Linked DNA regions of Homo sapiens: region 2 is linked to region 1. The links are chromatin loops, found by intact Hi-C in ENCODE. Cell type or tissue: PC-9. All regions are shown on one strand. Each heading gives the region's core, and the rest is flanking DNA. Links, peaks and the distances in the headings are about the cores only.

Region 1 (2,915 bases), core at 261-2,760:
TGCACTCCAACAATGCTGGGCTGACCCCAGCATTGCCACTCACTACCACGGGGCCTGGGCCAGGACCTCGGTTTTGTCACCGGTGACATAATGGGATCGGACTAACATGATGTTCAGGTTTTATAAATGGTATGTGATTCTGGGATTACTCCCTTAAAGCACTGCACACTTTTCGCCTTCATGCTTTTACCCAAGCTGTGCTGTCTGCCTGGAAGACCACAGTTGCCACCTGTGATCTCTGTGAAATGAGACTGATATTCTAGATTTCTCTCCTTCACAATGGAGCTCAAATACCATCTTCTCCAAGAAGTTCTTTCTCCATGTTTTCAGAACAATATGTTTGACACTTTATTAGGATACTTATTACCTTCTACCATGCACAGCTGTGTACAGACACTATAACCTAGTGTTTGACTGTGGACTCGGCAGTAAAATAAACCAGGGTTCAGATCCCAGCTTTGCCACTTATTAGCTGTGCAAACTTGGCAAGTCATTTAACTCTCTGAGCTTCCATTACCTTATCTGTGAAATGGGAATTATAAAGCCTTCACTGTGTTGTACAAACTAAATGTGAAAATAAACAGGAAGTATTTCATGGTACTTGGCAAGCAGCAAGGGCTAAACCCACGGTCACTCTCTCTTACTACATTCTAAGTCCCTTTGTGATAGGAACTAGAGCTTATCCATTTCTGTACCCCCCAGAGAGCTTAAAGAAGAAAAGAGAAATGAACTAACCGATGATTCCACATCTACTACAGGCCAGGCATTGTCCTGTACATACATATTCCTTTTAATTCTCACAACTCAGTGAAGTAGGTATTATAATTACTCCCATTTTACAGATGAGGGAATTGAGGCTCAGAGAAGTGAAGTGCCTTACCCAAGGCCATGCAGATGATAATTGGTGGAGCTGAGATCTGAGCAGGGATGTGTGCCTCCAGAGGCCAAACTGGCTCTGAGTAATTCAAATGAACTTGTTCAGCACAGCTTAATATGTCTCCTAGAAACTACTCCCAAAGTTTACGGCATTGTCAGTTTACTTCTATTTCCCACGTGAGAGTGCAGGCTCCTTGAGAGCAGGGTCTGTGTCTTACTCCTTGTTATTTCCCATAGCCCCAAATATCTACAAGTGTGCCTTAGACATAGTCATTTGCTGGATGGATAAACAGATGGGTGGGTGGATGGATAGATGGAAGGATGGATGGATGGTTGGATGGATGGATGGATGGATGGATGGATGGATGGATAGATAGATGGATGGAAGGATGGATGGATGGATGGATGGATGGATGGATGGATGGATGGATAGATGGATGGATGGATGGATGGATAGAGGGAGGGTGGGAGGGATGGATGGATGGATGGATGGATGGATGGATGGATGGATAGATGGATGGAAGGATGGATGGATGGATGTACAGAGGAACCAATGAGTGCATGAATACAAGAGTCCCCAGAGGAAGTGCTTGCCTACCAAGCATTCTACTCGAATAGCTCTCTGCTCCCTTCCCCAGGGACAGCCCAAGGGCCTGGCTGAGAGTGGAAAAGACTGTGAGAGAAAAGTAGGGAAGAAAACACACCCCATGTGACCACCAAGCGTCTCTCAAGGTGTCATTATGGTGGAAGCCACAGTTGTCAGATTCCAGCTGCAGTAGTCACACTGGCCTCTGGCCTCTGGAATGCCACCACGGTGGGGCAGACTTCTTGGTGACCATTAAGTGTGGAGCCAGGGTCTGATTCATGCTGCAATCTTTCCTCCCCCTTTCTCTCCACCAGCGCCCACTGCCCCACCCTGATTCTTGACCACAAGGAGATAGACCACGGGTCAGGTTTTACACAGAGCCATCAAATCCCCAGAGAGGGTTTTGGCCCAGGAAGTAGGTCAAAAGCCACTACCTTATTATGGAAACAGTAGCAAAGGCCCAAGATGCTTAATCACCAGGCTTGACTGATGGTATCACTGTCTCCCCGCATACCCGGGAGGGAGGGAGGGAGGGAGCTGAGGGCGATGTGAATATCCCCAGCCCACACTCACTTGGGCGGGATGAAGGAGATGATGTGTTCAAAGGGCACACATCACCCGTAGCACAGGGCCTGGCCTGTAGTAAGCGCTCAGTAAATGGGAGCTGCAATTATTAGTGTTACCAATTATCATTAAAGGTAATTAACTGCTACTGAAGTGGTGCTTCACTCTGGCTACATCTAGAAAGGATTTTAAGCCCACGGTTTGGAACCCAAGTCCATGTCACACCCCAAAGTAATGAAAAGAAAAGGTAAAAAGGAAAGATTGTGTTTACTTAGTACGAGGTAATCCATAAAGTAGAATCCGGGGCAGCTGTTAAGTCACTGGGTGGTGCCATATTTATTGCCAGTGTTTGGACTGTAGTGCCTAGGTGCCCAGCTGTGAAGTCAGAGGGACTGTCAACTTAGTGCCATCACTTATGCTTCCAGAGCCTCACTTTCCCACTCTGTAAAACTAATATACAAAGTCCTACCTGTGGACTTGTTGAATGATTAAATGTGCACTGATATCCCCTAGCTTGGCCACAAATGAGATCCCTGGAATAATGATATGAATATAAATCCTGCATTTTCAGGACCACAGCAGGTGGGTCTAATACCTCAGACCACAGACCTACTTGGGGAACTGTGGAGTCAATCTATACATGGGCTTAGCACAGTTCTTGGCGTTAGTAACTTCTCAGTAAATATAGTCATTCCTCGGTGTCTGAGGGGGATTCGTTCCTGAACCCCACAGGGATACCAAAATCTGAGGATGCTCAGGTCCTTGATATAAAATGATGTAGTATTTGCATATAACATATGCACATCCTCCCATATACATTTTTTTGAGGGGACAGGGTCTTGCTCTGTTGCCCAGGCTGGAGTGCAGTGGTGTGATCACAGCTCACTGC
Region 2 (2,915 bases), core at 232-2,731, 53 kb after region 1:
GGGAGAAACCAATCTCTGAGAGTTCTCAAACCCAGTACCCCCTCTCCAGAGCCCTGACCCCACCCCAAGAGGGCTCCTTTGAATTCTGACTTTACCCTGAAAAACCTCCATAAATTGGCAGGGGTAGCTGAAACCTCACTTGCCGTTCCCAGAGAAGAGAGAGAGGAGTGGGCCAAGTTGAGGTTTCCAGGAAGACACAGCAAAGAGATAATTTGCCAAAAGGGGAAGGGTGGGGGAGGGGAGAATAGAAAGAGAGAGAGGGAAAAAAAGATGCCAAGATCTCTGGCTTAGATTTAATTTCAAACTAATCCTGGAAGAAGCTCTTTAAAAAGCTCTTACATTCTCCTGTTTGTGTTTGTGGATATTCTGGGGTTTACCAAGCTTGTTCTTTATAGTAGACAGCTCACAGCAATTACTCCACAATTACTTCATCTGACAGGCATTGAATTTCTCCCAAGTTCCCAATACAGAACGAAGCACTTGGAGCCTGTGAAATGACCAGCTGGCTGAGGCTTCAGAGGAGCCTTCAACTTTTCTATCCCTTCTGTGCTGACCAGAGGTATGTGGCTTGCCCACACCCCCTTCACACCCAATAAAAGCCTGTTCTCCTTTACTCCCCCACCCCCTGCCACCAACACACACCCCCCAGATTGTAAACTCCTTTAGAACAGTAACCCCTGTTTTTTCTGGCCTCAGTTTCTCCAGAACCCAGAGTAGGGTCTGGCACACAACGGGTGCTCAATGAATGTCTACTGAATTGAGGCCACTGACTTCAGCCCAAGGGGCAGCCAGACTTGGAGTGAGATGACTGCAGATTGGATCTGGGCTGGGACCTCGCTAGCTGTGCCCTTGGGCAAGGCACTTTGCCTCTCTGGCCTCCATTTCCTCCCTCATCTGTAAAATATGTGTTGAAGAGGAAGGGGGAAGCGATAATAAATCTACCACGGTAGGTTACTTTAAGAACCAAAAGAAGTCACTTGAGTAACTGCAAAAGATTATTCAAAAATATTACCTTAAAGGGGAAACTGAAAAAAAGGGAACTTATACAAAGATCTACCTGGGAAAAGTTGCTCTCTCCTTTGAGAATTCCCCAGTGGTACAGAAGGAGGGGGCAAAGAAATTTGGGGGTGGGGATGTTTCTGGGTATCTGGGACAATGACTAGAAACAGGAATCAAGTTTTCCTTTAAGCCAAGTTATCTGTTTGTCCCTGTACTTTTCCTCTAGTTATCTTGCTTCTTTCCAACATTTTCTTCTCCATCCCTCCTCCCTCATCTCCACCCCCCACCCCCTCACCAAGGAAGGAATTGGCCAGCTCCACCCAGCCAGTCCCCCATAGCTCCGCCCTCCTCGGCGGGCTAAGAGTTAACAGCTGCACCTGTTGAGGTATACCTCCAGTCGCCGGCACCTGTACCTGTAGCCAATCAGCGCCAGCGCTGCTGGGAACCTACCTGTCAGCAAAATCTCGACACCCAAACCTCAACATAAATCAAACACTTTCCCGGGCAGAGAATGTCTGTGTCAGGCAAGAATTAGAGACAAGCGGTCAGCAGAGCCTCAGTGCTGATCGTCGGAGCTTGGGAGCAGGAAGATGTCGAATGAACTTGAGTGAGTAAACATCGGTGGATACCTGCCGCTCTCAGAGCGTGGAGGCTGGATGGGGTTTCCTGGAGGGGGAAGAGCGGGGAGGCCGGCACCGGGATTCACAGAGCAATTTGTAAGGGTAAATGAATGGGCTGACGATCTTACTTTGGCGTGTCAAGGCAAGCCCCAGTCTCAAGCTAGAGGTGAGTGTTTCCCTGGGAAAATAGTTTTTCTCATTCTCTTTGCTGAGCAGTTTCGAGCCAGGCAGGGAAACACAAGACTGAAACTGTGAAGGTTTCTGGCACCACTTTTTGATCCTCTGAAGGGGCCTTGGAAATCAGACGACCCCAATCCCATCGAGGCTTTCTATCTTCTTGCCAAAAGGAACTTCTTTAAGGTAGTTCTAAGAGCTGTCTTAGGCAGAGAGTTGGGTTTCTCTAAAGGGACTTGTTTGCTGGGTTGGAACAGTCCCAAGTGGGAAGGTTACAGTGTGGTGGTTAAGCATGTGTACTCTTTGTAGTGGGCTTGACCTAAGTTCAAATCCAGGCTCTGTCCCTGGGTGATCTCAGACAAGACATTCAATTTTTCTGGGCTTCATTTTCCTCATCTGGAAAATGGGTACAAGAATGCTTTGTAGAATTCTGGAAAGAGTTAAGTGTGATAAATGCTGTAAAATGCTTAGCATAAAGCTATGGTCTGAAGATGCGTTCAGTAAAATGTGGTTCCTCTCATTCAGAGGCAGTTCTAAGGCTGGGGAAGATGAGAAGTGATTTTTGGTAGGTCACCTCTTTTGGCTGGGAGGATGCATGTGCCTTCCTGCCCACATCTGAGATTTAAGATCCTGACTGACTGATGCTGATCTTCACCATGATGTCCTTCTTGGGGTCCAGACCTTAGAGAAGGTAGGGTGAGGCTGGGATCTGGGCTGCTTTAGATTGGGTTCAGGGAGCTGGCAGGAGAAGCCAGAATCCTTTAAACACAGGCTCTCCTTTTCCTGCCACCCTCAGAGGTGAGTGGGCAGAGGCAAGGATTGTACCATCTTTTTTCTAACTGCTCCTCAACAGACTTTTAAGAACTTGAAGATCTGTGGGCAGACAGCAGTGCTAGGTCCTGACTGCAGACCGGATTCTATGTTCTAGCTAGCCCTTCAGCTCTTCATGTTCACAGCACAATCACTTGGGTTAACAGGCACATTTCTTTTGAATGAATTTCCCGGGGTTGACAATGTATTGACAATTGGACCGCAATGAGAATAAGAGCAGGAGCATTGGTACTGACACCTGGGTTCAAGTCCCAGCTCTAGCACTTATAGCTGTGTGATGTTGAGCAAGTC

What was found. Hi-C counts contacts between places; a loop is a spot of excess contacts. Peaks named below come from ENCODE experiments on the same cell type or tissue, not always from the same donor. Only the 100,000 strongest peaks of a DNase experiment are listed, where the experiment ranks them.
Region 2: a loop joins it to region 1, with 11 times the contacts of the local background. A loop is called at or near these places in 2 of 110 quality-filtered maps.

What each region holds. Positions count from the first base shown.
Region 1 is chr1:24,264,857-24,267,771 of GRCh38, forward strand. No RefSeq gene overlaps it. Among named protein-coding and RNA genes, the nearest start is that of GRHL3, 53 kb to the right of the region's middle. In PC-9, for the core only: no CTCF peak of the experiment used is centred there; DNase peaks (open chromatin) are centred at 1,805 and 2,355; H3K27ac peaks cover 845 bases.
Region 2 is chr1:24,317,963-24,320,877 of GRCh38, forward strand. GRHL3 (grainyhead like transcription factor 3) reads left to right here and starts at 1,395. Exons shown (of 16, transcript NM_198173.3): 1 at 1,395-1,606. The coding sequence starts at 1,590. All of the region lies in intron 1 of GRHL3-AS1 (GRHL3 antisense RNA 1), which reads right to left. In PC-9, for the core only: no CTCF peak of the experiment used is centred there; a DNase peak (open chromatin) is centred at 1,459; H3K4me3 peaks cover 1,979 bases; H3K27ac peaks cover 2,500 bases.